4 separate regions of the Mus musculus genome follow, and regions 1, 2 and 4 are each linked to region 3. A link is a loop called in an ENCODE intact Hi-C map of the cell type or tissue named here. Cell type or tissue: left cerebral cortex. All regions are shown on one strand.

What was found. Hi-C counts contacts between places; a loop is a spot of excess contacts. Peaks named below come from ENCODE experiments on the same cell type or tissue, not always from the same donor. Only the 100,000 strongest peaks of a DNase experiment are listed, where the experiment ranks them.
Region 1: a loop joins it to region 3, with 5 times the contacts of the local background. A loop is called at or near these places in 8 of 42 quality-filtered maps.
Region 2: a loop joins it to region 3, with 11 times the contacts of the local background. A loop is called at or near these places in 2 of 42 quality-filtered maps.
Region 4: it touches region 3 in a loop (4-fold over the local background); 3 of 42 quality-filtered maps call a loop at or near these places.

Annotation. Positions count from the first base shown.
Region 1 is chr4:94,514,570-94,522,569 of GRCm38, reverse strand. Caap1 (caspase activity and apoptosis inhibitor 1) reads left to right here. Exons shown (of 6, transcript NM_026368.2): 5 at 1,435-1,508. Among named protein-coding and RNA genes, the nearest start is that of Caap1, 38 kb to the left of the region's middle. In left cerebral cortex, a CTCF peak has its summit at 4,736 (motif pointing left); a DNase peak (open chromatin) is centred at 4,743.
Region 2 is chr4:94,451,217-94,459,216 of GRCm38, reverse strand. No RefSeq gene overlaps it. Among named protein-coding and RNA genes, the nearest start is that of Gm12648, 30 kb to the right of the region's middle. In left cerebral cortex, no CTCF peak of the experiment used is centred here; a DNase peak (open chromatin) is centred at 4,166; H3K27ac peaks cover 354 bases.
Region 3 is chr4:94,010,687-94,018,686 of GRCm38, reverse strand. No RefSeq gene overlaps it. Among named protein-coding and RNA genes, the nearest start is that of Gm32035, 150 kb to the right of the region's middle. In left cerebral cortex, no CTCF peak of the experiment used is centred here; DNase peaks (open chromatin) are centred at 782 and 3,006; H3K27ac peaks cover 221 bases.
Region 4 is chr4:94,346,314-94,354,313 of GRCm38, reverse strand. The region is part of intron 1 of Gm12648 (a long non-coding RNA gene); the gene reads left to right. Among named protein-coding and RNA genes, the nearest start is that of Gm12648, 75 kb to the left of the region's middle. In left cerebral cortex, a CTCF peak has its summit at 4,824 (motif pointing right); a DNase peak (open chromatin) is centred at 4,829.

The DNA of each region.
Region 1 (8,000 bases), 500 kb before region 3:
ATATTGTTTTTTGTTGCTGATAATTTGGGGTACATTAATATTAATTAAATTTAACTGATATCTAACAGCACAAAAATTTACATACTGTCATAGTTTGGTTAAATTGTACACTTTTGTGAGTTTAGGTACATGCATGTAGTAGATAAAGAGTTACATGCCATTTGAGGACACAAAAGCCAATGTTTTCTTTAATACCGATCTGTGTTTGGAGTATATACTATCTGAGTTTTCTGGGATGCTTGAGGTAGAACATTTTAACAATCTTCCTAGCAAGGCTCTGTATTTTGTCCCTGGATTAGCAAGGAGAATGTTTGGATGCCCTTCTTGGGACATGCTAGCCATTGTAGTGAAATGAAAGATTAAAATCTGAGTAGGAGACATTAGATAGCAAATAAATATTAAAAATTAGAGTCAGGGCAACTACAAATCTTACAGAAATTATTGGTAGTACCAAAGCCAAATGAGTTTCTTAAGATAGATATTGCTATTTCTGTTTCCTTTTCCTGTGTGGTAGAATTACTGATGTGCATCACCATGCCTGACTCCAAAGACATGATCTTATAGTCCATGAGTTTGGGTTTGTATTAGTCATTTTTTAAAATACAAAATAAACATATACTTTACCAAGTACTTGATTATAAAGAAAAAACTTGGCAAAGAAATATTTGCAATTCTATTTTATTCTTAGGTTACTTGAAAAACTTGCTACTGTTAACTGGATGAAATATGTTTGTGACTAGCAACATTTCCCAAATGGTTCCTGTAATACTTCTTTTAGGAGAGGATAAAATTCTCAGAGGGAAATAGTTATCTGATTTGAGAAGGTCATTGCTTATCTCACTTGAATATGCACCGATTTCATCATCTTGATGGCTGAAAGGTGTTTGTCTCATCAGCACTGAGATGGTATAGCACTGTATGCAGCTCTGCTGCGGGTTGGGCAGTCAAACTTCTTGCACGCTCTTACATTTAATCTATTTACATTGATTACATATGTATATTACATATCAAATATATTTTCCATATATAGTAGACATCAAAGCATTTGAGGTATGAAATTAGATGAATATAAAGTAATTTGAATGTTAAAATGCCCATTACATTTAACTGTGAAAACTGAAAAATTATTGGATACTGCTGTGAGTTGTGATTTCTTCTATCAGCTACCCTACTGAGTTTTGGGAGAAAAAAATTGCCTCCAAGTTCCCCTAGGTTTTCCCCTTGATTTTACAAAGAAGCACATTGTATAAATTAAGTACCAGTTTATAACTGCTTCTTCTGACACGTGTTTACCTGGTTCTGAGTCTCCCTAGTATTAAATTATACCCTGGGGCTTGGAATTCATTGTGTCTCCCTGGCACCTAACATAATTCTAAGAACTTGGGCATTAAATGATTGAATACTATTTTAAAAGTTTTTATTTTTATTGCTTAGGCAAGATACCTGTGTAGATTCTACTTCATCCCTGAGAGAGAACAAACAACCAGAAGTTTTGGAATCAAAACAAGGTATGGATCAAATACTTAATTTTATATAGCTTTTACCAACGGTAAATTTCCAGTCTGAAAATTCACCTTGTTTTACAGAGAGGGAAATGGAGTGCTGTATTTGTCCATGATCTTCCTAGCTACTTGGTGACCTGAGTGTTGTGTGATTGGTTTCAGGTGCCTCCAGAAGGTTTTACTATCTTGAATGGTTTCATTTCCATGATTTCTATTATGTGTTTTAGGTTGCAAAATAGAGGTGAGTTAGTTGGGTACCTTTGAGTTATATGTGCAACAACAAAGATGATAACTTTGTAGGGTAACTACCCCTAGTCCCTGTGAGAAGATAGTTTCCCTTATTTTCTTTCTTCCTTAGAGAAGAAATTCTTTAAGTCAATTTGACATAAACCATCTGGTATATATAAAGTAGTAATATTAATTTATTTAAGCCATATAGATCAATGGGGCTGATTATTTAAATGCTTTAAAAATTCTCATCTTTACTAGGAAAAGTTGGAAGTAATATATTTTTTTTATTGTTCAAATGTCATCTTATGTTTTTTTCTATTTGTAAAATGATGACTTAAGGAAATTTTTTGTAAAACTTGAGCTGTAGGAACTTTCCAGTAGAGAGAAGCAGGTTTCTATTTCTTTTAGGCAGAAGTACTGAAGCTTCATGTTGTTACTGATAATTGATATAACAAAGTAGAAAATACATAATTTTTAAATTTGTTATATATATCTAACGTATATATAATCTAGATTTTTAAAATGCAATCATGTTTATTAATATTCTTGATGCTGTTGGAAATTCTCCAATGCTTTTTAGAAATTCTCTTGTATTAGGCTCTTAAGTTGCCAGAGAAAATTATATATTTGTGCTGTGACTACTGAGTATCCTCACAGATAGAAACAGATTTGGTTCATCAGCATTTCTTTGTCATAAAAATACAAGTCATAAACACATTGTTTTCAGTTAGTATAATTATTATCATCTAACCATCTCCATATTTCACATATAATTAGACCATAGTGCGATTGTGGCTTTTTTTTTTTTTTTTTTTAAGTTATTTTGAGACAAGATCCCACTTTGTAGCCAGGCTGGCTTTGAACTTGTGATTCTCTTGCCTCTGCCTCAGGAGTGCTATGAGTAGGCATATGACTATCACACTCAGCCTGCCTTTATCACTTTCCTTTGTTCCTAAAGTTCTTAGTATTGACTGAGCAGTGTATGTGAGTATGCTACTGGATCATCTAGGGGAAAATAATATCGTATGAAGAATAGAAAAGGCTAGAATGAGGCAGGTTGATTCTGATTCCAGTAGAAAAGAAGCCAGAAACTGCACTGCACAATTTACACTACGACTAATTTTCTAAGGGTAGATGTTTTGTGGCTCCATGTTCAGAAATATAGAGTTCTTAAAGACTCCATTGTAGGATCAATAGCCTATTTTGTTTTAAGTTTTGTATAGTAACTTTAATCATTTAAAAACCAGCTATGGAAAAGCCAAGAGGAAGAGAAAAGACCCAAGTAGCCATATGCCAGAACATGTATGCATTTTGTATTTAGGAGCCTGTAGACTACCCTGAGGTTCCCACATAAGCATGGGAAGTACAGTGTTGTCAATAGACAGACATAAGAAAAGTGAGGTGGGAGCCTAAAAGGACTGCTGTGTAAGCTGTTTGTCTCTATTATAGCTAACCTGTAGGAAGTGGTTACATGTTCAGGGGGTTTTGATGTTGCTGTTAGTTTTGTTTTCCTGGGGATGAGGATGGAACTCAAGAAGGAGTTCCTGTATGCTAGGCAAGTGGTCTACCATTGAATCAATCCAGTTCCACGCCTCTTAAAACAAAGAGAAGTAAAATTTTTTGTTTGTTTAAGAAAATGTTCATAAGTAAAATATAAAATTCTTTGCTGCCTAGTAAGATGAGAATGAATTATCTGGAAGTTTTATTTATGCAGAATATCTTTCAGGTAAATTCTAAATGAACAAATTATTATCTATTTATAATTTTCAAAACTCTGAAAATGTAATACTGTTTCTATAACAGCCAATCTGCTCACAATAGTCCTAAAGTGAAGTAGGCCAGAATATAAAGCAGCACTGAATTTTCTGTTTGCTCTTTCAGCATGACTCTTATTATGACCTATTGTTTCTATATGGAACAGACATGTTATTTAAATTTGCTTTCAATTCTTTTTTTTTTTTTTCATTTGTAAAAGACTCAAGTATGACTTGAGTAGTTATCCAGGGAGGACTCAGGTGTCCACTGTCAGTTAGTTAAGGTGATGTTTCTTTGTAAAGTACTGATGGGAAATACCATGTCTGAAACTAGCAGTGCTAAGGATGAATATGGAATTCATACACTAACCTTTATCATACTGATGCGAATAACTAAAGATCTACTTTAACTATGAAAATATTATTTAGATGCGGGCATAATATTGTTTGATTGATTGGAATGCTAACAAAATTAAAACTCTTGTTTTAGAAATCATTCATTTTCAAACAGAGGGTAGTTATATGAGCAATATTAGTTATAGTTTTTTTTAACCACACCTGTGTTTATGTGTATACATGAGTATGCACATGGTAATAAAATTAAACCACTCATGCATAAGCTTGTTGTGTGCTTCGGACCTTAAGGTTTGCCAGAATATCAGTGATTGTACTGTTGAAAGACTTAGAGCTGCTTTTAAAATAGTTATGGTATATTTAAATTTAAAATATGGGTCATTTGTGCTATAGATTGAAAAACGGAAATTTCTGTTTGCTGAAGGTAATGTGTAGGAAACAGTTTTAAAATTTAAAATCCATTTATTCTATTGTGTAATAAGTTAATTTTCCTACAGACTTATTTATGAGAACATTCAGCAATATTAAAATGCAGATTTGTATTTAAATTATTTATGACTTGGGGATAATGTGTAGCTTACAAATTATTGTAACTTAAGAATTAAGTTAAAATTTATGTTTGCATCACATTTTTAGAGTTGTAATGTTAATGAAATTATATTACACTTGAGAAAGTTGTTTAGATATTTAGGTTAATAAGAGTTTGAAAAGTTGTTAAATAGAAAAGTGATTAGTTTGTTTTGTATTGCTCATAAGGATGAAGGCAGAGTAGGCAATATTATCATTAGATAAAACTTTGGAGTTTTATTTCTGATTTTAGAGGCATCAGCCGATGCATTGGATTGCCCCAAGTTCCTATATGCAAGGTGCTTGATTGAAGATTGCATAAACCACCATCTGGTGGCGCTGTTGTACAGCAGACTGAAGCAATGCTTGGCTGTTTGACTTTGATATTGAAGTCTTTGAAATTGTCAGTTTTTGTAAATACTAGTGGTGTCCGCTGCATTTTTTGTACTTGGGCAAAGTGTTTAATATGTTTTCTTACTTTGTTTTGCTGTAGAGCGAACTATATAAACTTGGTTTTTTTTGTTATCTCTACATTTTTTTGTTATATTAAAAAAAGGATGCTTAATTTAGTCTTTAGTCTGTTTGAGGATTCTTTGTAATATATTCACTGGCTCATCAGTGTCAATAAGGTACTTGCTGTATTTTACTTGGAATCTTACCTATTCATGTTTTTCATATGAAACTTGAGCTATGCATATGCACATAAAATATGTACATGAGATTTTTGCCTTGGTTAGGCTCAAATCTTACCATTAAGAGTTAGCTCGTTGACTTACATAGCTATAGTTTAGCCTTTGAATTCATGAGTTAATGAATACTACCCAGCATTAAGGATTGCTTAGATATGCTAGGAGTATGGCTCAGCAGTAGAGCCCTAGTCTAGCATATGTAAGGTTCTAGGTTTGATCCCCAGCACTGAAAAAAAAAAAAAGTTAAATAAGGCTTTTATAAGAGCTTCAGGAATTGGAAAGGCAGGCTTGAATAGGAGTAATACGTAGGGCAGGCTCTACTAGGAGCAGATGTCAGTGGTTAAGCTATGTGAGAAGAGCTCTTATTGTTAAATAAGCGTTCAGCCATTCAGACCACCAATGTATGCTGATCATATTTCCAGGGATACATGGGCAAATGCCACAATTTATAAAGGAAATCAGTAGCATAAACTAATTATGTTTTAATTCTTTCTTTCAATCATTTTGATTATATATGTTCATTTACACAGTATTTATGTAATTTTAGTAGTATAAACCAGCTTATAAGAATACAAAATATACATGCTGGTATGGGTGATTAAAATATTTTCCTTTATAGACAGGCTAACAGGCTATAGACTGTCAAAGAACTGCAGGGACTAGAGAATGGAGAGATGCTAGCAGTGGTTCTCAACCTTCCTAATGCTGCAGCCCTCATGGTATGGTGATCCCCAGCCAGGAAATTATTTTATTGCTACTTGATAACTGTAATTTTATTACTGCTATGAGTTGTAATGTAAATATCTGAAGTGCAGGAATCCAACCCCAAAAGGGTCACAACGCACAGTTGAGGAGCAGATTCTCTAACAGCCAGACAAAGGGAAGGTGTCGGTGCAGCAGTTGGAGTCTTAGATTAACTTCTGTAGCTCTTCAGTGTAACGTCATGGATATATATCAGTGTGTTGATTGGACTCTTGAAAGTGACTGAGTAAACAGATCTCAAATATATTTATGGGGTGTGATATTGGTTAGTTTAATTTAATTATGCCATAATTCATAGGTACAGCAAATACGATGCTGTGTATCATGTCACCTTTATTTGCCAGTCATACCTTAAAACTGGAGGAAAATAATTGATAATGGCTTATTAATTTTGTATTTCTAACATTTTAAAGTTATATAAAATATTTTTTTATTTAGCAAGAGAATTAAGTGTGAATCTTGGTGAGGTCCTTTCAATTCTTAAGATTATGGTAGTTAGAAAAACCCAACTGATTCTTGTTATCATTGATCTAATGTAGTCCTGCATTGAGAGAAACTAAAATAGGTCAAGGGAGATTAGGATTAAAGATAATGAAGACCTGAATTGCCAGCTACAGTGGCATTCGAGAATCAGTTGAGACAGTGCATGTCTGTAATCCCAATACCAGGCTGAGGCTGGAGGAGAATAAATTCCAGTCCAACCTGGGCTAACTAGTTTGACCCTATCTCAGATGCTACCAGAGGGATTTATTACTAAGACAGGAAGAGAAGAAGGGTCATCAGCTAATGAAGTAGCATTTGTTGCCTGTAAGTTTGAAATATCTTCTTTGTATATACTGCCACAGAAATCTCTGAATGGACAAATGAACGCCTTAATTCTGCCTACATATGTTTGTGGTGTGAGTGTTAGAGAGCCCAGGAGACCAAGAAGGAAGTTGTACAAAGAAGTCTGGAGTTGGGAGCACGAGAGAGAGAGAGAGAGAGAGAGAGAGAGAGAGAGAATATGAGTAAAAACCTGCTCTAATTCCTTTTCTTCAGAGCTCTTGTTTTACCCAACTCTTGTTCTTACCCCGATTTAACAAGAGAGCAGTCATGCAGATTCTGAATGTGAATCAATGTCTTTAAAGGTTTGGCCAAGTGAGAAGAGATTGTTGTGTAGGCCAGCCTGTTGTGTAAGACCTGTATTGGCAAGATCTTACTTCTTCTCACCACTAGAAAACGAAAGAAAGAAACCCTTCTCATGCCTTTGAGGGTTGTTTTTTTTTTTTTCTTAATGCATCATCACCAGAACTAAACAGAATTTTCCTACATTAAAAATATTACAATTGTTATTATATTTCTGAGATTTTTGTCTTGGCTCAACCTGGAACTCTCTGTATTCATACAGAGACCAGGCATATATTCATATAGATCTAACTTCTTAAGCTTCCCAGATGTTACGATTACCAGCTTATGCCACCATGCTCAGGATCCCTGAAGTTACTGTTTATTTAATTTTTTTTGTATAGTATATGTGCATTTCTGTATACACAGTGCATGTATGCATGCATATGTGAGTGGTCACATGTGTATACCAGTGTTTGCATGTGTGTGTGTGTGTGTGTGTGTGTGTGTGTGTGTGTGTGCACCCGTGTATGCAAGTATGGAGGCCCAGAGTTGATGTCTTGTTTAATCCTCTCACTTTCCACCTTTAGTTACTGAGGTAAGGTCTTCCAGTTGAACCTGGAGTTAGCTCACTGATTGACTAGACGAGCCAGCCAGCTTGTTCTGGAGATTGCCTCTCTCTGTTGCCTGTGTGGTTGCCAGAGTGGCTCCAGGTTAGCCTTGCTTTTACATAGTTTCTGATGATCCAGACTTTGGTCTTTATACTTATTTGGTAAGCATTGTCTTCCTGGCCCCACCTCCCACTTTGTAATTCATCTCCTTCTTTGCTTAAGAGTTGAATGAAATGATGGAAAGTACAGTTTGTATAGTTTATTAGTTTTTTTTAATCATTTGAAGTATAAGAATTTTCTACATTATAAAAAAGGTAAATTGTCAAGAATTTTGGAAGCATAATGCCATATGTTTTTAATTATAGGAAGCAGAGTTATGGTATGTAGCCCAGGCTGGCCTTGACTTTAGTTCTCCTTTTAGCCTCT
Region 2 (8,000 bases), 440 kb before region 3:
TTTCCTTATTATTTAATTATTCTGGGAAGATAGGCTGCCATAGTCACAGTGGATATCATCAAAGTGCTAGTGAAAGTTTTGCTATCAGTTGGGAAAAGTTCTGCACTGTAAGGGTTGTCTTTGTATTATTCAAATGCTGATGGCAGATATTGGATCATGCCTTGCCTGGGTATTTTGTAAACGTTCCCTATCTCACCTTCTGATTGGTTTAATAAGAAGCTGATAGCCTATAGCAAAGGAGGAGAAAATAGTCAGGGCTTCCAGAAGAGACAGGAATGCTGGGGAAGAGTGAAAGGCAGGAGATTTCATAGGAGACTAGGTATCTTTTTTGGACCAGTGAAGTTTTCATATCCAGCCAGATAAGGAGGAGGAAGAGAAGTAAGTGCCGAGGCTAGAGACAGAGATAATGTGCTATGTAGCAGAATATAGATTAGTGTAAACAGACTAATATAAGTTATAAAAGCCAGTTGGGAACAAGATTAAGCTAAGGCCTAAAGCTTAATGAAAATGTCTTAGTTGGGGTTTTACTACTGTGAACAGACACCGTGACCAAGGCAACTCTACAAGGACATCATTTAATTGGATCTGGCTTTTGGGTTCAGAGGTTCAGTCCAGTATCATGAAGGCAGAAGCCTGGTAGCATCCAGGCAGGCATGGTGCAGAAGCAGCTGAGAGTTCTACATCTTCGTCTGAAAGCCACTAGGAGAAAACTGGGTCCCATGTGGTTAGGAGGAAGGTCTCATTTCCCAGCCTCACAGTGACACACTTCTTCCAACAAGGGCACACCTTCTGATAGTGCCACTCCCTGGGCCAAGCATATTCAAACCACCACAATAAATAAATATAAGTCTCTGTGTTGATATTCAAGTTTGGGGCAGGCATGTTATAGCTATCTAGTTACACTGAAGTGTAAAATACATGTGTTTCCAACATTCTTTGTCTGGATGCTTCCTGGAGAAGTATTCAAAATATGGGAAATATATGAAAACTTTACTGGTCCAAAAAAGGGTACATAGTCTCCTTAAAACTATGATCCCTAAAAATAAATTAAAAAAGAAAAAAACAGTCTTATGTAGCCCAGGCTAGCCTCTGCAGCTTTATAGCTAAAACTGGTCTTGAACTCCTGATCCTTCTGGTTTCATGTTCTGGGTGCACCATCATGTCATTCAGTTTTATGTAGATCCAGGGGTTGAATATAAGAAGTTGTGCATGCCAGGATAATACTTTACCATCTGAACTGCACCCTCAACTCTTGTTTGTGTTTTTATCTGACAGATTTCAACTTGACTCACGCTGTACTATTTCTCAGCCATTTGATCTTGGGCAGTTTTAAGTAAACTCTTAATTCTCAAAGTCCTCCTTTGTAAATTTGAAATCATCATCAAGATGTTGGTGTTCTAAGGGTTGGAGGATCTTATACACTTATATACATGTTACAGCTATGTCCTATACTTAACTAGTCTCCAGCACTAAAGATACCACACCAGTACTGATACATGACCAACATAAGAATGTGCATACTAAGCTTTGTACTCACCATCAACTTCAAAACACGAACTCATTAGTCAACATCGTGCATATAAAGGACTTGTTCTCTTCTTTAGGAAATGGTAATCTCAAGACAGACTATGACAATTCACTTTACAATAGTTGCTAAGAAGTAAAGGAAGTGTTCTTTTGAGGAACTAGCTATAGTTACTGTTGAGCCACATCCTTTGAGTTTTAGAGTTCAAGGATCAGACACATCAGAGTCACAGAGTGCAGAGAAATCAAAGCCAACATGATACAGAACAGTATGGAGCACTGCCCCTTAAGCTCAGAAGACTGAAGCCTGGTTGCAGTTTTGTGGGCTCATCTTTCTCATCAGGTACTCACCCTTGGTAGATGTGCGCTTGCTTCATCCTCCACTGTCTGTACTACCACTGGCTCTTTTCCAGGCCTCGGAATGTTGCTATAGCTACTAAGGATATCTTTTCTCTGTCCTATTAGTTTCCTCGGAAATATGATCAATGCTTTTGGTCAGTACTTGGGGACTACAGTGAGGCTTCCTCCAAGCATTTGGATAAAAGATTATGAAGAGAGACAAATACACATATTCACTGGCCACCTCTAGCGGCGTTCACTCAAGTAGTCCAATGAGTTGGTCCTGCAGAAAGTCTGAACTTCTGCTATTTGGCACCACTGTTCTTATGCAAACTTCTCAGAATTGAGAATAATTGCTTCACCATATTGGAAAACTGTGTCCTGTTTTTCAAAACAACTAGGTCAGGAGATCTCTTAATGTCCCAGCTATGAATGTATGAGTGGAAGGTTATTATTGGTCCCTCATGCAGTATAATTTTTGTAGCATTCAACTGTGCTGGTTTAAGCATACATCCCCAGCTTGACCCTTGGATGGTGAAGGAGTGGAGATTATGATCATCATCATACATCTTGTTCCTTAAAGTGTTGACACATATCTTCTTTGTGTAGCATTGTTTGATGCTGTCACTTTGCAGCACAACAAAATTATTTCTATTTCACAATTTCACTTCACAGTAGGTGCATAACACTTTAGAGTAGAGACACTTAGCAACTTTGAGGTTCACAACCTACCCATTTATTCATTTATTAAAATATGGTAAAATATGTATTAAAATATATAAAAATTTTCATATTTCAAATGGGCATTTCAGCATATTCAGTACATTTATGTTTTTATATAATCACCAACTTATTTCATATTATAACAACTTAAAGTCTATACCTATTTAGCAATAATTGGCACTGTTTTCTGCCCACAGCTCTCAGCCATCTCTATTCCACTTTCTCTAAGTAATAGACTTTTCAAAAAAATTTCATTCAGTGGGTTCATTCAGATTTGTCTTTTTATTTTCAGTTTCAATGTATGTTGATAAATCAGAAATGGTGTGGAAACCAGAAAAAGGAACCTATATATACTGTTGGTGCAAATGTCAACTAGAAAGATTATGGTGAGGGTAACTAACACTAAATGCTGTTTTAGAAAACCAGTTCAAACCTACTACTATAGAAGCAAGAGGTATTTAAGTTACCACATACTGGGAGAGACAGTGTCCCAACTAGACATCATATGCTACCAAATGAAACTCTCAGCACCAGGAACAAGTTAAAATTGTTTTGAGTCTTTGTCCAAGTGGGTCCCACAGATCCCTCCTCAAACATTATAGGCCATTGCCAATTATTAGTTACCCTCTGCAACTTGACACTAAGACCCAGTTCCTAAAGATGCCACATGCTGATGTTATCCAACATAGAGAAACTGAGCTGGTGCTCAGCCAGAGGCTTTGTTCCTGCGGACTAGCATCTATAGTGCTGGAAAGTACTATCTGTGCTATCAAGGAGAAGAGTAACATCAGTTTCACCATGCCATGAACCCTGCTACCTACAATAGTGACCTGCCTGCAGTGTAGGCCCACTGGTGTAACAGTACACAAATGTTATGGGCTTGCATGAGAATGCCTTTTATAGGCTTGTATGTTTGAATACTTGGTTCCCAGCTAGTGAAACTGGGAAGAATTTGGAGGTGTCGTCTTATTGAAGAAGGTATGTCCCTGGGAGTGGGCTTTGAGGTTTCTAAAGTCCAAACCAAGCTTAGTCTATCTCTCTCTACCTGATACTTGTGGATCAACTTGAGTTCTCAGTTATTTCTCTAGTGCCAGCCTGCTGCCATGTTCCTCACCATGATGTTCATGGACTAGCCCTCTGAAACTGTAAGGCCCCAATTAAATACTTTCTTTTGTAAGTTATCTTGTTTATAATGTCTCTTCACAGTAATAGAACAGTAACTAAGTAACTAACAATTTTTTTTATTGGATTTAAGGCTTTCTTCATGAGATGGACCTGACACTGTAAATAAGGCCAGGAACCTGAAGCTAGATAGGTCATGGACCCCAGAGGAAACCTGCTATTTTTATTCTGCTACAGGAATATAAAAATAAAGTGACTTCTAATAACATATTAATGACTTCTAATAACCCATAGATCATTGTATTGTTCAACCCTTATCAGAGAAGCTTCTTGAAATAGATAGGATTTAAGACCTACAACTAGACAATGTGTAAAGAGTGACTCAGCCCTTAGTGGGATAGCTTTATCACACCTCTGCCCTCAAAGCTCAGGAATTTATGCAGAAGTGGAGGTGGAAAATTTCAGAGCCAGAGATGGTGGATGACTCCAAGGAACAGCATCTTCCAGACACAACAGGGCTGATACAGAAATAAACTCACAGAGAATGTGACAACACGCACAAGACCTTCATAAATTCAAGCCAGAAAAAAAAAAAAATCCCAGCACAAAGGATGGAAGTGGATACAAAGTCACATCCCTACAAGAAATTACTTGCAACTGATAACTAATGAGAGAAGAGAAATCAGTTTTTTTTCTTTTTGTTTTGTTTTACTTCATTAATTAATTTACTGTACAGGCTCCCCTCCTTTCTCCCCGCCCCCCCAGCTCCTCCATTTCCCTCTCTCCCCTTCATCTCTGAGAAAGATGAAGTCCCTCCTGGATGCCTACCCACCCTGACACCTCAAGTCACTGCAGGACTAGATATTTCCTCTCCCACTGAGTCCAGCCAAGATAATCCAATTAGGGAGACAGGATCCACAGGCGGCCAACAGAGTCAGGGTAAGCCCCTACTCCAGTTGTTGGAGGACCAAGCTGCATGTCTGCTGTGTATGTGCAGGGTGCTTAGGTCTAGCCCTTGTATGTTCTTTCATTGGAAGCCTCTGGTCCAGATTAGTTGACTCTGTTGGTCTTGTGGAGTTCCTATCCCCTCAGGGTTCCTCAATTTCTTCTCTCAACTCTTCCACAAGACTTCGCAGACTCTGTCCAATGTTTGGCTGTGGTCTCTGGATCTGTTTCAGTCAGCTGCTGGGAGGGGCCTTTCAGAGGACAGTTATCCTAGTCTTCTGTCTGCAGGCATAACAGAGTATTATTAATAGTGTCAGGGTTCAGTTTTTGCCTATGGGATGGATCTCAAGTTGGACCAGTTGTTGGGTGATAATTCCCCCAGTATCTCTGACATCCTTGTCCCTGTACTTCTTGTAAGCAGGACCAATTTTTGGGTCGATAGTTTTATGGGTGGATTGGTGTCCTTATCCTTCCAGTGGGAGTTCTGTCTGGCTACAGGAAGTGGCCACTTCAGGCTCCATAACTCCATAATTGCTAGCAGGCTCAGCTAGAGTCACCCTTATAGATTTCCTGGAGCCCACCCCATCCCAAGTTTCTGGCATGTCCTAGAGGTACCTCCCACACCCACTATTTCCATATACTCTCTTGGCTCTCTCTCACTGACTCTCCCTACATCTGATCCCCCCCTTCCACTCCCTATCCCCTCTCCCATCCAGTTCCCTCCCACCATCAAACTTTAATGATAATTTTATTTCCCCTTCTGAGTGAGATTCAAGCATCCTTCCTTGGGTCCTCCTTGTTATTTAGCTTATTTGGGTCTGTGGATTGTAGCATAGGTATCCTGTACATTATGGCTAATATCCACTTATAAGTGAGTACATACCATGCATGTCCTTTTCAGTCTGAGTTACCATATATATTCATTGTGTAAATGGGCCATATTTCTTTATCCACTCTTCAGTTGAGGGGCATGGGTTGTTTCCAGTTTCTGGCTACTACAAATAAAGCTGCTGTGAACATAGTGGAGTAAATGTCTTTGTGGTGTGATGGAACATCTTTTGGAAATATGCCCAGGAGTGGTATAGCTGGGTCTTTTTTTTACACTCCATATTTTGCCCCCCCCCCCACCTTCCGACTGTTCCACATACCATACCTCCTTCCCACCCCCATCCCCATCTCCATGTGGATGTCCCCACCCCTACCCCATCTGACCTCTAAACTTCCTGGAGCCTCCAGTCTCTTGACGGTTAGGTGCATCATCTCTGAATGAACACAGACCCAGCAGTCCTCTACTGTATGTGTGTTGGGGGCCTCATATGAACTGGTGTATGCTGTCTGTTTGGTGGTTCAGTGTTTGAGAGATCTCGGGGCTCCAGATTAATTGAGACTGCTGATCCTCCTACAGGGTCACCTTTCTCCTCAGCTTCTTTCAGCCTTCCCTAATTCAACAACAGGGGTCAGCTACTTCTGTCCATTGGTTGGGTGCAAATATCTGCATCTGACTCTTGCAGCTGTTTGTTGGGTCTTTCGGAGGACAGTCATGATAGGTCCCTTTTTGTGAGTGCTCTATAGCCTCGGTAATAGTGTCAGGCCTTGGGACCTCCCCTTGAGCTGGATCCCACTTTGGGACTGTTGCTAGATCTTTTTTCCCTCAGGCTCCTCTCCATTGCCATCCCTGTAATTCTTTCAGAGAGGAACAATTATGGGTCAGAGATGTGACTGTGGGATGGCAACCCCATCCCTCACTTGATGTCCTGTCTTCCTGCTGGGAGGTAGACTCTATAAGTTCTCTCTCCCCACTGTCAGGCATTTCATCTAAGGTCCCTCCCTTTGAATCATGAGAGTCTCTCATCTCCCAGATCTCTGGTGCATTCTAGGGGGTCACCTGACCCCCAACCTCCTATTTCACAAGGTTGCCTGCTAATCTTAATAGTCAACATGACAGAAAACATGACATAAAATTATCTGGGAAGAGACTGTCCCCACAACCCCCCCACCCCCACTCCCAGTGTCCTGGAACACACTCTGTAGACTAGTTTGGTCTCCAACTCATGAGATCCTCATACCTCTGTCTCTCAAATGCCACCATGTCACATGCCACATTAAAGTCATGTGCCACCACCATCTGGCTTGGAAAAAGTCTTAATGGGGGATATCCAGATCATGTTAGCCTATGGGCATGTCTCTCAGGGACTGTCTTGATTATGTTCATTGATATGGGAAGACTCAGACTACTATAGAGACCACCATTCACTTGCTTTCTGGTTTCTGGTTGCTGGAGTATGTAGATGTAGAAAGTAAGATAAGCACTAGAAGCATGCATGCATTCATTTCTGTCTGTTCCTGACTGGATGTGATGTGACTCTCAAGTTTCTCAGCCTTGGATTCTCCACAGTCATGAATTCTATGGAACTGTGATGTGTAACAAACTCTCTATCATCAGGGCATTTCATACAGCAAGAGAAATGACACTAGGACAGTGAATACTTAAGTTGGTTCAATCAAACTCAAGTTTAGGACTTTTATTTGGTAATTAGGCAGAAGTCTTTCTCATCTTATTGAATTGCAGCCACAAAAAGTAAGAGGGTGCCAGTGCAATGGAGAAATAGAGGCAATAGATGGATCGCAATTTAATTTTTGGTGATGCTGGATCAAGTCTTGCCTCAAGCCTCCCTACAAAAATCTTTTGAGTTATATAAGTCAGTCTAATCTTCTTTTTTTATTATTTAACCAAATTTGAATTAGCTTTTCCCAATTGCTTGTTTTTAAGTACATTCTAACTAACCATCTGTGAAACTTCTCTGTACAGGGTCATAAAAGAGTGATTAAATGGAGTTTAGCACTCCCTTCCCCCCTCCTTTTGATATTGATTTCTCATTGTGAGAAAATACAACATTTTCCAGTCTTGCATATCAATTCCCCTAGCTTGTTTAGTGTGATGGGTTCATTGACAGGATCTTGACAAAATTAGTTTTAAAGTTTCTGGGACTACTTAGTGTGGACCTTGAAGGTGATGGATATCATCCCATGGGGGTACATTGGGAGAAGATCTTGATGAGTTTGCTGCTTGCCTTGATGGTTCTCTCAGAATGGTTCCTTTTCCTAGTTTCATTGGAGTCTCTAAACATCGGTTTCTCTAACATTCAGTTCTACTCACTCCTGATCACTAACACATGACATCTTAGTACTGGTCACATTCTCCAGCTCAGCTTCCTTCCTCTAAAGTCTGCACCATTTGCGTACTGTTGTAATGGAAGTCATATTGGCCAACACAGTGGTTAGGATATAAGGGGTTGACTTTAAATGTAAAGAGACTAATTATGACTTTGACATCACAGAGAATATCA
Region 3 (8,000 bases):
ATGGGAAAAATTATGGCCTTTCCAGAAACACATTGTGGTACTGTTTTGAGGTCAAATAGGAGGCCATGTATTTTTCTGTATCTGAGGTGGCATCCGTATACCTTCCTTTCTTTTTTATAAGATAAATACCTTAAGTTCTAAAAGTAAGACAGGAAAAGAACAAAGTGCCATAGTTAACAAAACCCTTCCCTGTAGATACCCAAACATTTAAACAGCATTTGTGTACGGGTATATTTGTGTATGCCTATGTTGTGCCACACAACACTATTAGAGACAAAGTGATATATTTACACATTTGAGCATCAAAATCTATTAAATTAAAGCTGTGATGGAGAAATACTCAAAAACATTCAATAAAGCTTTCCAACCTGAATATAGGGTTACCATGACAACAAAACTTAAAAAAAAACCACTCTTCTTCATATAAAGTTGCTGAAAAAATGCCCACGGTGGAAGTATGGAATACTCAAATTCATAACTATAGAGTAGGAGTACAGAAAGAACTCTCCAAGGCATCGATGAAGCTTTAGGGTGAACCTTTTAATATCCTCTTTTACAAAGAAGAAATGACTCAAGCCATCTCCCCACGCACACACACCTTTTTATCTGTCTTCTAAACCATTTTGAAGATTTTATGATCTTTTTCAAATCATGTTTTTTTTTTCTCAAAGAGAGACAGTGCTGATTGCAGTGGTCTAATGAGGAATGTTACCAACACTGATCTTAAAATAGGGTGGAAGTTCCCACACATGGTGTGGAAAGAGTTCCTGTGCAAACACAGTTGTAGCTGTCAGATGGGTGCTGACTCAGTTCCTGGGGTGTTGCTGGGAAGCCCAGAAATATGCACAAACATGTTCTGTTGGAGAAAACAGAAGCAAGGCCCGTGAATATCTCACTTTAAAAAAACCATGCTTTCCTTTCTTCGAAGGACAGTTAAATGCATTCACAAGAATGTACATACCTGTAGTTTCATAATGCACCTCTAAATGTGAATGCATGGAGACTGTATCTATGTATGTGTGTGAATATATTCTATTTTATAAGTCAGCGTGAAGTAATAATTTTTCTGGGAACAATGAACTTATTGGTTCTTAAAATATCTTCTCAATGATACATGCTGTAAAGAATGCATGCTTTCCAATAGCTAAAATCTATCCCCTCACCTTTCCTATATAAAGGCAAAATTCAAAGATGAAAGTTGAACACACAAGGGTCTTAATGTAAAGATTTTTATGGTCAGATAACATGTGTCTAAGTAGTGTGTAGAATACACATTAAGGAGGAGTTGGACTAATTTTGGATCCCATCCCTTGCTTTCTGAAGGTAATGTATGACAAAGCCTTTTTTAAAAAAAGTTAGAATAGTGCTGTTGGATTGATTTTGCCTATACAGTCATTTGGTCAGTTGCTTATGCTTTCTGCTGCTTTGCAATGAATAGTTCATCAAATTGAGAAAAGGTTGGTTCTTGCAGCCTGCTTTGTTACTGCTACCAAACTGAATGCACATAGTAGCAAAGGAGCTGAAGGGGACTGCAACCCCATAGAAAGAACAACAATATCAACTAATGGGGCCTTCCAAGAGCTCCCAGGGGCTAAACCACCAACCAAATCGTGACCCATGGCTCCAGCTGAATATGTAACAAAGGATGACTTTATCTGGCATCAATGGCCCTTGGTCCTGTGGAGGCTTGATGCCTTAGCATAGGGAGATTTTAGAGTGGTGAGGCTGGAGTGGGTGGATGGGTGGAGAAGCACACTCTTATTAGAGACAAAGGGGAGGGGAGATGGGATGGGGAGCTTGTGTAGGGGAGACCAGGAAGGGGGACATCTGAAATGTAACTAAATAAAATAACCAATAAAAAGAAAATAGAAAAGTAGAAAAAGAAAAACTAGCAAACAATGAAATTATTTTCCAAGTAGGTTCATCTGTGAGGTGGGTTAGGTAGAATTTTCTGGAAACATGATTATGAAGGCGCATGGTATCTATTAGGCAACATACTTTCTGTGCAAATATCTATTGTTTTTGGAGTTCAGTTCTTCCTCCCACAATCCTAATTACTTTTAACTGCTTTTGTAAATGCTTTAAATAATACTTTCCCTCATGTAAACTCGAACATTATCATCACCACCATCAGCTGGAAACTTGCTAGAAATCTAAATTTCCTAGCTCTACCCGGTGACTACTACATCCCCAAGTCTGAGGATAAGGCTCTGAATCTTGTAGTAGGTCTTATTATTTTGATATACCCGAGGCTTTGAGAACTACTGATCCACAGGAAAACACTGGACATAAAGATTGTCTTAGTTAGCCCTTCTATTGCTGTTTATTAAACACTATGACCAGAAACTTCTCAGCCTACAAAACAAAACAAAACAAAAAATCAAAACAACAAAAACAACAACAAAACCCCACAGGTTCATTTGGCTTACCCTTTGAAATCATGGGCCATCATTAGAGATAGTCAGGACAAGCACTCACAACAGTAATGTAGAGGTAACAACTGATGAGTGACCAGAAAGCAAGCTTGCCCACAGGCCAATCTGATGGGAACATTTTCTGAATTGAGGTTTTTCTTTTTCCAAATGACTCTACCTTTTGACAAGTAGACAAAAAAATACTAAGCAGGACAGTGACATTGATATTTTTAACGACAGTGATACATAGGAGGAGGAAGGTGAAAGAAAGGAGAACTACTTAGAATTTTACAACTAGTAGAGATTATGGGGAACACTCAATGCTATCTCTTTGTTTCATACTTGGGCCCCAAAAAGATTAAGCTCAACACTGAATTATAGCAAGAAAAAGAAATGCACTTTGCCTTATGAGTATCTGAATAACCGATTTTATCTAAATATCAGTTGAGAACTGTAAATGATCTCTTTGTATTTGTGATGCACAGGAACTCTGACAATATGAGCCTTTTACAGATAGTTCTGGCCTCAGCTCCCAGTGAACATGTAAACTCCCTACTGTATTATGGAAATTTTACTCAAAGAAAGCATATTGTATGTGGGAGCTGAGTGTGACTATGTTGCATGTAGCTTTTGCCACACCACCTAAGCTCCCAGAATGGCCTGTGCTACCAGCCTCCACATGGATTCCCTTGAATCCATGGATAAAACACACACACACACACACACACACACACACACACACACACACACACACACACACACACAGAGTTCCTTTTCAACTTGCCTTTTGACACAAGTGCTGGGCACTATTATCTATGGTCTCGAAAAGCTTGCCGTTATCAATATTCTTATCTCTGCACCTTCCGCCAGCCTTAAATTTAGTTGCTCAGTTATATCCCAGACCAACTGCCTGTAGGAGCAGCCACAGGCCACTGCTCTATCCAAGATCTCACAACTTATCTCCATCAGAAGTTTGGTGTACTCTCCTTTCCTCCCTTGTTTCTGTCTCTTTTCCTCCAGGGACCCAGAAGTCCTTCCTATTCCTTCCACCCAGGAATTGACCCATGGTTTCTTTACTGACAGATTAAGAACCAATTGGGGAACAGGACTACATGACTATGTTTTTGTACGTTGGGATATTAAAGAGGAAACCGCCGTTGTAACAGCAATCATATTCTCAAGACTGACTTATAATTCAAAGGCTAATGTCCTCATACACTACCCACAACCTAACAGTTATAAGAACCATCTGCAATAAAACAATATAAAATAAATCCAAGACGTGGAATATCACTGTTGCAGTATATTTCAAAATTAGATACACATTGTACTATCAGAAAAGTTTAAAAATTTCTGACATCCAGACGAGTTTAACTGGAATCTGTGGAATAGGAGATGGAGATAATGTTGGTTAAATCTTTTCAAATGATGCTGAGGGGTAACCTTAGACAGCCAGTGTTCTATTGTCTTGGCCTTCCAAGTGACTTCCTGGAGTCACTTGGGAACTTTATATAAGTGCTAGGATCATTACCTATCACTAGGAAACTAAAATTTGAATCTAACAAGGCTATTGATTTCTATGTAAACTAAATTTTGAGAAGCACCAGTCTTCTGTTTTAAATTTAAAAAATTAGCACCATTTATGATACAGAGTTCTTAAAATACTGAGAATAAAAATTGGAAACTAAAGTTCTATGTTTTATATATATATATATATATATATATATATATATATATAATTTTGAGTACATTCACATGTTGTGTTCTATATGCATTGGTTAAATGATACTTTTTGTGCAGTAAGCTACTGCCTTTTAGATTCAATATTGATTGTATCAGGGACATGTTTTCCATGGTGGAGTACACAACTATTGGTAGATATACTCATTACACACAGGCAATACGAATAAATCAGAGTCTGACATTTTATCTTTAATAGTTTACTTAAAATGGCCAACATTAAATTATATATTTTTTAGTTTAATTTATTTCTGATCCTAGTATGAACCAAAGTTGCACTAAGGAGAGGATGAGTCCATATGCAATAGCCTTGCTCCTCAACTATTAGACATGGAGAACTAGTTATAAGAAGTGATTCTAGGGCAATTTTACATTTCTAAAACATTTTTAAAAACAAACTGACTTATTCAACATAGCTTAAAATAAGTTGAACATCCCTGTGACATGAAACTAATGGGAAAGTTCATATATTGAGAAGTTCAGGTGAAAGGAGTTTTACACAATCGAGCTATTTATTTCTATGCACTATTGGATTTTTTTTCGACTTATGATATGCGCCTAAGGTATTATGGAGTGAAAGAAAATTGTTTGAGCTGAGTTATCTTTGGACTGGCTTTTATGGCTTCACTATGTTCAGACAGAATATGGCCTCTTGCATCTAGTGAAAGGGTTTGTCAGAGACAATAGGAACTGAAGGTTGCAGAACTTGGGCATTTGTGAGGACCAAAAACCCCAGTTTGCCAAGGAATTTCAGGTTGCCTGTTGTCATTCAATAATTTTAACAATGTTTGTTTTCTTTCTCTTAAGAATATCCTCATTGGAGATATATATTTCTACACATGCATCACCAACATTAGCATGGGCTAGGACAAGACATTCTGAAGTGGTCAGCTGGTGTGTTAGTGGAGGTTGTCAACTTGACACACCTGAGAAAACAAAAACATAAAGGTATTTCCTATATATTACTGGCCTGTAAGCATACCTATGGGCGTTTTTTTTTTTTTTAACTAAACATCCCACTCACTGCCCCTCCTCCTGATCACCCCCTCCAACAATTCTCCCCCCTTGTCCTCTTAGAGGGTGGAGGACTTCCTGGGTATCCCCACATTCTGGCACATCAAGTCTCTGCAGGAGTAAGTGCACCCTCTCCCACTGAAGGCAGATAAGGCAGCCTAGCTAGAAGAACATATCACACAGACAGCCAACAGCTTATGGGATAACCCCTGCTCCAGTTGTTCTGAGTCCTCATGAAGACCAAACAGTACATCTGCTACATCCATGCAGGGGAGGCTAGGCCCAGTCTCAGCCCATATATGATCCATGTTTGAGAGTTACAAAGGTCCAAGTTTAGTTGACTCTGTTGGTCTTCCTGAGGAGCTCCTATCTCCTTTGGGCCCACAAACCTTCCTCTGACTCTTCTATAACAATCCCCAAGCTGGAGGATTAAACCCAGGACCCTGGCAAGCACTTTACCAATGACCTAAATTTCCAACCCTCGGACACTTTCTTAATTTCTTTTTGGTGTGAGAAGACACAACCTACTGTGGGTGACATTACTAGGCAGTTGTGCAGTATAAGAGAACAAGCTGAGCAAGCCTGAGAAAGCAAACTAGTGAACAATGTTCCTCCTTGGATTGTGCTTGAGTTCCTGCCTTGACTTCTCTCTGGAAGCCAAAAAATTGTTTCATCTTCAGATTGCCTTTGGTCAGAACGAATTCATCCATGCAATAGAACTCAAACTAGAACTTCTGGGTTATTTACAACCTTTACAAAAACAAGTCCTTTAATGGTTCTCTTTTATGCTTTAGCTCAGGTCTAAAGTGGTATGGACGCTGCTTCATTTCACACTCTCCTTTCCTCTGGCTTCTTTTCCTCCTCATTCCTCGTTCATGTTGACTTTGTATATTCCTTGCTCCTGTCCACTTCTGCTTCTTCTGTCTTGTCATATATTGACACATAAAAACTGGAACAGCGTTTGTTCAGTTCTATTTCCCAAGGATCTCTACTACTCTCCTTTTTGGCACATGATAAAATTGTGCCCAAGGCTTCTAGGTGATTGACAGTTGATCACACTGAGTAGCAACTAAGTGTCAGAACCTCAAAATCATGTCATCGTGACAGACTTACCTTTGAATAGTAATCTTCTCTGTTGAGACTGCCTGTTTTATTATTCTTACTTCTCTCCATTCTTAGGAATCTCTATGGGTTAATTTTCAGGCCTTAACATGGCCATGTACCTTTTAAAATGTGACATGTTAATAGATCCATGTATGGCAAACACGTTGCTGCGTGCTGAAGATCCAAGTTTGCTGAGCAGTGTTCTAGGCAGAGGCATCTTAAGTTCTAGGGAGTTATTTCAAGCAATGGCTTTCCATGCTGGGTTAAATGTTAAAGGGATACTTATTTTCCTTACTCTTGTTTTCATGACAATGGCATTTCACTGAATAGAGTCTCTTCCTTCCTCTTAGTCGTTCTGCCTCCGGAGAGAGGCAATATCTTAGGTGATTGATACATTTGTAAAGAAGCACTTGGTTTTACTTGGTGTCAGGGAAAACCTTCACTCTTGTAAACATATGGATACATCTTCTACGGTTCTGGGATCCTGCTGTAGGAACAGTGATAAACCTCTCGCGCCAGGCTACAGTCTCTAGGTTGGATTCTATCAATCATAAGGCAGTAGTTATGTTGGACACCTGCTTTTCACTAACCAATTTTATTTCTCCTTTTTTCTTTTTCAGGTCCTAGAACAGAGAAGATATATGCTATTTCCTGGGGACTATTAGAGACTTCAGCACTTGGGGTTCTGATCATAATAATGAATACAAACAATAAAGCCTTCAAAATAAGGGGTGGAAGTGTAATCTAGAAAAAAACGTTTGGATTACGAAGGCCACTCTGACCTTGGCAGTCTGCAGAGGCTTGGGTCAGGTCTGGAGGGCTTTCATAGCTGTTATGTTGTTCACTTTTGACTGTTATGTTTTAAACCATCTTCACGTTTGTTTGACCTTGACAATTAACTGTAGGCAAGAAATTCATAAAAGCAATAGGCTATGTAGGTGTTCAAGGGGCCCGCATGAGTTCTGTGTAAATGGATTAGGCCAATGCTTGACAGTCATGTTTGGGAAGGTGGCCCATAGAGTTACTTCTGGGTATATATGTTGGTTACAGGAAACACAGTGGCAAATTATGTGACATTGTCTCCCTATGCAAGAAAGAAAGCAATAGTAAAGACTCCATGCCATCATCTAGACAGGGCTTCATAGTGGAACTATAGCTTCGGTGGATGCAAAAACGCTATTTGGAAAAGCATTTCTTCAAGTCCTTTAGGTCTATGTAACAGGGTAACACTTGCTGTTTTTGAAACTGTAAGGTTCCTGGTTTCTGTAGTGTCTCTGGATACCAAGCAATTCTAAGATTTAAATCATCAACACAGGGTCTTAGGATGCCTGGTCTTTGAGGAGTTGACCCAAATTCCATTCTGTACTCAGGAATAAGGAAGAAATGGAGGGACTTTGCTTAGATATATGTGACTTTTGCTTCAACAGGCACCTCTTGTAAGGGGACTCAAATTGGGTCTAGTTGTCTAATCACCTAGGTTAAAGGAGTCCTCCTCAGAAGGCCCATTTGGAAGGGAAGAAATTCGTAGTGCTAAGAGGCTCTGAACATATGTCCTCATGTGGATTCCTTGTGGTGCATTACTAGAAAGAGCTCGTATTCAGCTTAGAACTAAAAAAAGGTGAAAAAAAATCAGAGTTTTAAGGCTCTCACCCAAAGACATTAAGATCTAGTAAGATGGAGTACTGAAACTGCACATTTCTAAATTTTCTAATATGAAGCTTCTTTCTA
Region 4 (8,000 bases), 340 kb before region 3:
AGTTTTGTGAATCATTACAGACAGAGGAAAAACCACACAAGCAAACAAACAAACAAACCCACCACCCATCTAACCATCTACCCACCACATCTATTCAACAAATAATTATATAAAATGATATTTATTTTATATTTTTGGTCCAGGAAGTAGCACAATAAAAAATATGCATGAAAACTTAGGCAGGCCATTCCCAAATGAGAGAGGGAATTGTTTGTTTTGGGGGGGAAAAGTGGCTCCCATTTCTTCCTTCTTCCTTTCAGTGTTCCTTATTCTTGCCTATGATCTAGACATTTTTCTTGGCACTGAAAATTCAGTATAGTGGAATAGTATTAAGCAAAACAAGTTGTTGGTAAGTGCTCTAAAAGTAAATCTACTTTTAGATAAGGGTCTGCAGGCCCTAAGAAGAGTTTGGGTCTCACTGTGTGTATTATGGGAGAAGCTTTAGGAACGTTTAAGCAGGGGTCCAGTGGGATGCAATTTTCTATGTGGGAAGGGTGGTAGGCAACGAAGACTCATAGTTCTTTTGCCTTCAGGTATGTTTTTCTTTTTAAAAAACCATTTTGCTGATTTATTTCTCTTGTGTGGATTGTGGGTACTCATGTGGGAGTCAGAAGAAAGCATGTGGAGGGCAGTTCTCTCAATCCACACGATTCTGAGGTTTAAATTCAGGTCTTCAGATTTGGCAGTAGACAAATCTTTGCCTGCTGAGCTATCTCAGTGCATTTCTGTTATGTTGAAGGAACAAGTATTCCTCGTTTATTATTATATGGCAGACTGGTTAATACAGGTGCAACAATGTTTCCTGTCTTTCAAAACCTTGAAATGAAATGTTCCTAACATGCACTTCCACTAATTTGGTTATGGTCAGACAAAAAACTATGCATTTGTTTGAGGAGTTGGAATTTAGATAAATGATAAATCAGTTCTTCAGTGATAAAGAGTTTCTTTTACTGAGAGATCTATTGGCATTCCTGCTCAGGACAGAGAAAGTATGGGAAGCATGATGCTCTTTTAAAAAAGACCTTTCAGACTATGTCTCTGTGTGTGTTGTGTGTGAGAGAGTGCAGGTGTGCACACAGCAGGGCGTGTGTGTGGAGGTCCGAGGACCACTCTCAGGAGCTGGTTCTCCCCTCCTACCATTACCTGGGTTCTGGGGATACAATTCAAGATTGAGATTGCCAGGTTTGCACAGCAAGGCTTTTTATCTGTTGGGCACCTCATTATCCCCAAGTAGAGGCCTCTTGATTGCCCCAATGAGATACTAGTGGGAGAGTGATGGTCTCCAAACACCTTGAATCAGAGAGTTCTAGAGTCCAAGGTGATGGTGGTGGCCTCTGATGTCATGGTCATCATTAAGGGACTAAAGTCCTCCCTTGATATTTCCAGCATTTCTGGAGCTAAAAGCAGTTTCTAGAATAGATTTAGGTAATGACAAAATTTTCAAGAATTCAGAGAGAACTCTGTAGGAAAATAAACCGAAAATTTCTAAATGAATGAACTATTTTTTTTTTTCACTAGCTTCTGTGGTTTCTGGAGAACCTTTCTGGAAGGTTTCTCTGGGTTGAACTCATTGGAGCCTCTTCATATCTTCTTTAGAAATTGTTACTTAAAGTTGTCTATAGGTGTCTTTACAAAATCTGCCTACTTACTGTTATAGGAAACAAAGCGTTTTGAATTTAGTAGCAACAGCTCTAATGCAATGGGTATGCATATATACACACATATATACAAAAATAAATATACAGACATATATGTGTGTGTATATACATATATATATATAAAGGTGCATTAGGTCCTCTTCCTTAGCTAGTATACAGCTTCTGTGGTATTAGGGAAATGTTCTCCTAGACCTCTTGGGGGACAGAGAATGAGGGTCGGTGGGGCTGTCTCCAGTCTCTGGATGCTTTTACTCTGTGGCTTTGGGGAGGAAGTCACCTCTTACTACAAGTTCATTTGCCCCACCTTTCTCTTCAGCCCTGTTGTGATGCATGGCAGGGTAATGGTTGATGGCAGGACTGGGTCTGTCCCTGAACCTCACAGAAAGCCCTGGGTGACACTTGGTCCCAATGGCTGAACTAGGCTTTGGGGATCTTGCTCTTTCTGGGGTACTAAGAATTTGGCCTTATTTGTAAAAGGACAATAGAAATATAAAATCCATTGTTAACATTTTAATACAGAGTTTTGCCTACTGATTTTTAAAAAATTATTTCTCTTTCTTCTTCTCTCTCTTTCCTTCACTTCCATCTCCATCTCTCTCCTCCCTCTTCCCTTGCCAGCTTCTTGCCAGCAGGTCCAGGCGATAGGAGAAAGGTCCTGGTCCCATTGGGGTCTCCCGGGCTGAACAGGATGGCGAGTATCTGTGGCCCAAAAGAAACCCACCTAGTCTTGTCGAAGCATGAACTCAACTTTATGGCATCAGCCTCTCGCTTATATAAGTTTAGAACATGGGTAGGGGGAGTTTTGGTGGGGTAAGATGACGTGGGATATGGGGAAGGGTGATGGAGGGTATGGAGTGACTGACAGGGCCAATGGCAAAGCTCTATATCAGCAATGGCAGGCAGAGGCAGGGCCAAACAGGTCTTGCTGAGTCACCCTGATATGGAAGTGACTGAGACAGGTCTCAAAACTCGAGCCAGGCTTAGGCTTTCCCACAAGGCCGCAGAAACTCTAGCCAGGCTCGGGTTTGGCCTCAAGGCCAAACCAGAGCCAAAATGGGGCCCAATATTCCCTCCCTTTGTTTGAGACAGGGTCTTCCTATGTAGCCCCAGCTGTCATGGAGCTCATTAAGTAGACTAGGCTGGCTTCAAACTTAGGCAGATCCTCTACCTGCCTCTGCTTCCTGAGTGTTGGGATAAAGGTACATATCACAACTTACTTAAATTTTCTTAGACAGGGAAGAGCAAACATATGTGTAGATCCTAGGCATGGCATTTCTTTTGGTATCTCATTTATCATTGTTAACATTTCCCTCATACAATCTCCCTTCTGCCGAGGCTGAAGCACAAAGCAGAGGGCGGGGCCAATGGGACTGTTACTTCCCCAGCCTCACACCTGTTCCTCCAGGTTCATGCGACATCAAGGGCTAAGCTTTGGCTGATTCAGTTCTCACTTATGCTTAAAGATGTAAAAAGTCTGGATGGGGTCTTCATGTCTGTTCATCATGTTGGTACTTAGATGGGGAATCAGTGGATCACTGGGAATCCCAGAATGACCTGGCATGGACCCAAAGGTCAAAAACTAGACCAGGCTGTGGTCTATGGGAACAGAGGAGCAGTGCACAAGATGCAGCTTTTATATTGAACTCAGTCCAAGCACACAGCCCACAGTATGTCCAGCTTCTCTTAGAGGGCTTGGAACCTCACATCATGAGCTCCTCTTCCTCCTCTAGTCTCTGCCTGGAGAACTTTTATCATGCTGGCTTCTGACAACTAATGCAAATGGAGCCAACCAGGAGAATTCTCCTAAGACTTTTCTTGAGTAAACACACAATGCTATTTTTAAGTCCAAAGTGCTAGAAACACAAATGTGAACCCAGCTGCTGAATATTGTTTCATTGTGCATGTCCTTAACATAAACACAGGTAAAAAGGACGTGAAACTAAGAGACAGAGGAAAAGATGTGTATCTAGTGGCATCATTTTAGCCTGGAATCTAGGTGTGCCCGGAGCCTAGATGGGATCCAAGTTATGTGGTTGAATCTTTTTCCTTTACCTTTTTACTTATTCTCAGGGTAATTGAGTTGCATGTGTCGTTACTATAGAAATTAATATCACCGAATTGACTAATCTAGTCACTGAAGAGACAGCCTTATGGATGTGCCTGTAAGGTTTATCTATTTAGGTTAATAGAGATGAACTGACCCAGCCTAGATGTGGTCAGTATCAGTCCTGTGCTAAATAAAAAGGAGCAAGCTGGTTGAACATAGTACGCCTTTATTTCTCTCTGCTTCTTAGCTGTGGATACACTGTGACCTGCTGCCCTGACTTCCCTCCCATGGCTGCATCCTTGAAGTGTGAGCTAAAATACACCCCCCTCTTTTTCAGTTGCTTTGGTCATGGTATTTTATCCCAGTAACAGGTCAAATTACAATACAGTCACTGAAGATAATACTTTCCCCAAAATTAAAAATCCAACGAGAAAGCATGAGTGCATTTATCATTCAAACCTGATGAAGCTGAGGTTGAAACATATGTTGAATATGAGGGCGTATTTCTGCATAAGAGTTGTCACACACTGAATCCAATCCCCAGGAGCAGTCAGAACGATGGGAGAAGAACGGACATTCTTATGTGCAGCTGCTTAGCCTGGTTCTTCTCGGAAACAAGTGACAGATGACTTCCCAAATTCCTCCCAACCATAATTTTCTCAAAAAACCAGGCCTCTTTGTGGCAGCACTTGCCTTAAAAGCCCTCTGCACACACCAGCCATTTGTTGCACAAGATGAAGCTAATCCTGGGCTGGCCCCAGGCTTCTTTTTGCTGCATCCACTTTCTGTGACAGGTGAGGGATGGAGAAAAACAGCCCATGTGGAAGGGGGAAAAAAAGAGCTCAGCTTTGCAAAAGGTTCCCTCCAGCCAGGAGCAGGTGGAATCTTTATGCCCTGTGATTATCCAGGAGTCTTTAAGTCCAATCCACTAGCAGGGCTCTGTGAGGAGGGAAGATGGAGCAGGCATGAGGTGATTTTCTTATGTATGAATAAAAAGGAGTGTTTGACTTTTGAAAAACACCCACAAGCCTGGTGGTTTATAGGCTTGCTTTCAGGGGTTGGCTGGCTCAAGGCAGCGCTGGACCTGATGCTGGTGCTGATGCTGGTCCTGATGCTGGTGGATTTCACCACAAGATGGCAGCCCTACTTCTTCATGTTTAGTTTGCTTTTAGTCCTGAGAAGAAACCTTGTTGTAATCATTTTGCAGAACAAAGGCAAACTTATCTTAGGTTTTTAAATTGGTGAAGCTGACTTCATGTCCCACTGGCAACTGTGCCTCCATGCTTCAGACAGGAATGTTAACTATTGTAGTGTTGTTATTACTGGAGCAGGTTGGGTTCATATTTACCTTCATCTAGTAGCCTGACTTCCCCCCTCTCTTGGACATCAGGGAGGCAGGACAGGGCATAGAGCAGGGTTTCTTAAAGTAACGGTGGTGCCTGACTAAGTAGTACAGTGTCCAACCTGGCCTAGCCTGGCCGTATTAGCAAACAAAATAAAAATGAGTAACTAGAGACCTGGAATGAAAGGCGTAAAATACAGTTACAATTTTATTCCTTTTTGTTACAATGGGCATACAATTCCATTTTAGTAAATAGAGTTAAAGTAAAATAATAGAAAAAAACTAAAAAAAGAAATCTATATAGTTGCCTAGTAAAAGTGTATGCAGAGGCAGCTAATCTGGGAAACTACAATTACACGAGTAAACTTTAATTCTGTCTAAAATTCATGAAATAGCACCAATCCTCCACAGTGATTTGCCTACATGCACACTTTCAATGAAACTGAATAACATTAAAATTTTAAATATCTTGTTTCTTATTGAATTTATGCTATCCTAGCTCATACTTGTGCTAATACTGTTGGAGGAGAGTGGATACCTAACTTATGTTTTGTGTGCATAACACCCAAATAGAAAAACTGGAACACAACACACAACACAAGAAACAACTGACTTTGGCAGAGGTGAGAGAAAAGCTAGCCATGTTTGAGGTTCTTTCTCTCTTCTCTTTCTCTATTTCACGAGAAGTCACCTACTCCTTTTCCTGTGTGTTTCTCTCAAATATCCATAGGCTTCTCTTTCTGAGGGGACAGCATCTGACACTATTCTTGGGAGGATTGTTCAAGAGAGTAGGACATAACTGGCACTTCACATCCCCAGTGACTACAACATACAGCTGTAGGGAGCTCCTATCTCTCCCATCTCTTGCTTCTTCTTGGGACAACTCTGAAGTGTAATTAATCCCCCAAGTTCTCTCGAGCAGTAGGCAAAGCCTTATTGGGACAAGCATTTCTTGCTGATCTTCTTTCTTTGATCTCTCTCTCTCTCTCTCTCTCTCTCTCTCTCTCTCTCTCTCTCTCCCTTTTCAGAGAGTTTTTCCATCTTCCCGGGAACACTTCTTCTGTAATAAACTGCACGTGCAGCATCTTTGTCTTAGTGTCTGATTCAGAGAACCCAGCGCAGGGCTCTACGAGTTTAAAGTCCTTTAGAAATAGGAATGACAGTCTATATAAATATATCTTCTGCTTTCAGAAATACTGGCAGCTCCCTGCTAGTAACAGAAGCCTACAGCAACTTCAGGAAATGAAACTCCTTGGTATTTTAGAGACTAGAAACACTAGAGACATTTACTGTGCCGATCTTTTTTTTTAAATGTAAATTTGGAAGCACTTGACTTATATATTGTTTTACATAGCTGTGTTCTCCCCCCCCTTTGATTTCAGTGAATTTGAACCTGATTGTTTCTTCTTCCTTCTGATTTGACTAAAAGAAGCTTCACTTTTCTCTTGATATCTTGCAAATATTTACATCTACATTAATCTGTTTTAGATGATATATTCTCTAAAGCCTTTCTGAGACGGTGGCTGGTCATTTAGTTTTGCTCAAAATTAAGAAATATGGCTAAACCACAACAATTTAAAATATTTAAATTAATTTGCATAAAGGGTGTTTTGCTTGGTGTAAAAAATTAGGGAACATTTAAAATGGAGAGCAGCCTTGTACTTTAAAGTTTATATGTGCTGTGATGTCAATTATCCCTTGGTATAGACATGCACTACATTCTTGGCACCTGTATCATGCCATTTTCTCACAACCCTGAAATGAGATTTTTTTTTCTCACTTAAAAAAGAAATAGATGAGGCATAGAAAGAGTAAATAATATTTCCAGAATTGTACTTTGTAAACAATGGAGCTGTTATTTGAATATAGGTCTTTAGACCAAGCCCTATTGATTGTTTCTATGATTGAACATAATTAGCAAGCTAAAAACTAGTGTACCTCATCAGTATTAGGTGAGGATCACCAACTATATGCAAATGAATCAGTCATTTGTCTGTAGACAGTTTTGTTGTGGTATTTTTAATAGCGTAAAGAAAAACCACAGAAATCTGCCTTTCCACCTTCTTTATCAATATCTACTTTTTGTGGTGGCTTCAGGAATCTGATGTCCCTATCTCCTTTAGTCTTCAATACAGGTTTAAGTAATAAATATTCTTAGCCTTATAATAAGCAGGACAATTAGAAAAACACAAAGCTACCTTACCCAACACTGTTAAGGAAGAAAGTGGAAAGCAATGGGATTGGATCCTACACACTTAAAATCTGTGCTGTTGAGTACAGTGTTTAGCCAAAACATCATTGTGCTTGAAAGTTCAGCCGAATATGTGAGTTGGGTTACATTATATTGATGTGAATATTTCCTGAAAGTGTTTGATTTCTCATTGTAACAAGCAGGTCTATGAATAGAGGAAGCAAATCAACAGGTAGGGTGGAACTCACAAGGCTTGGTGTTAAAAAGATTCTTTCATTTTTTTCCTTTATAGGCATTTTTTATTTCACTACAGCTCATTTCCTGCCTATAGCTCACTGAAAACAAAATTATTGTTCACTCTTTTTGAACTGGGCGACCATGAATTTCAGAGGCTCGTCCTAGCCCAGTGTTTCTATAAACCTGGTTTGTCTGTTCTGTAGAGCAAAGGGATTCATAGACAAACACTACAAGACTCATTGTAGACCACACAATTAATCATTCCAGGTTTCTGATTTGTTTCTTGAAACTTGCTATGTTCCTGTAATGGGAAAAAGACAGCTTCATTTATCACACTGTACCTCATGCTGCTGCTCTGCGCCTTCCCCCAGGTCCCTCACCACCCTGAAACTTCTGAACATCTGCTGTGCAACTGTGGCCGAAGTTTCTTGTTCCCTACCCACTCACCATCTCGGAATCCTGGTTGTAGCTCTCTTACTGAACCAGAGACTGAAAGACCAAAATTCCCAGTGGGGATGATCAATC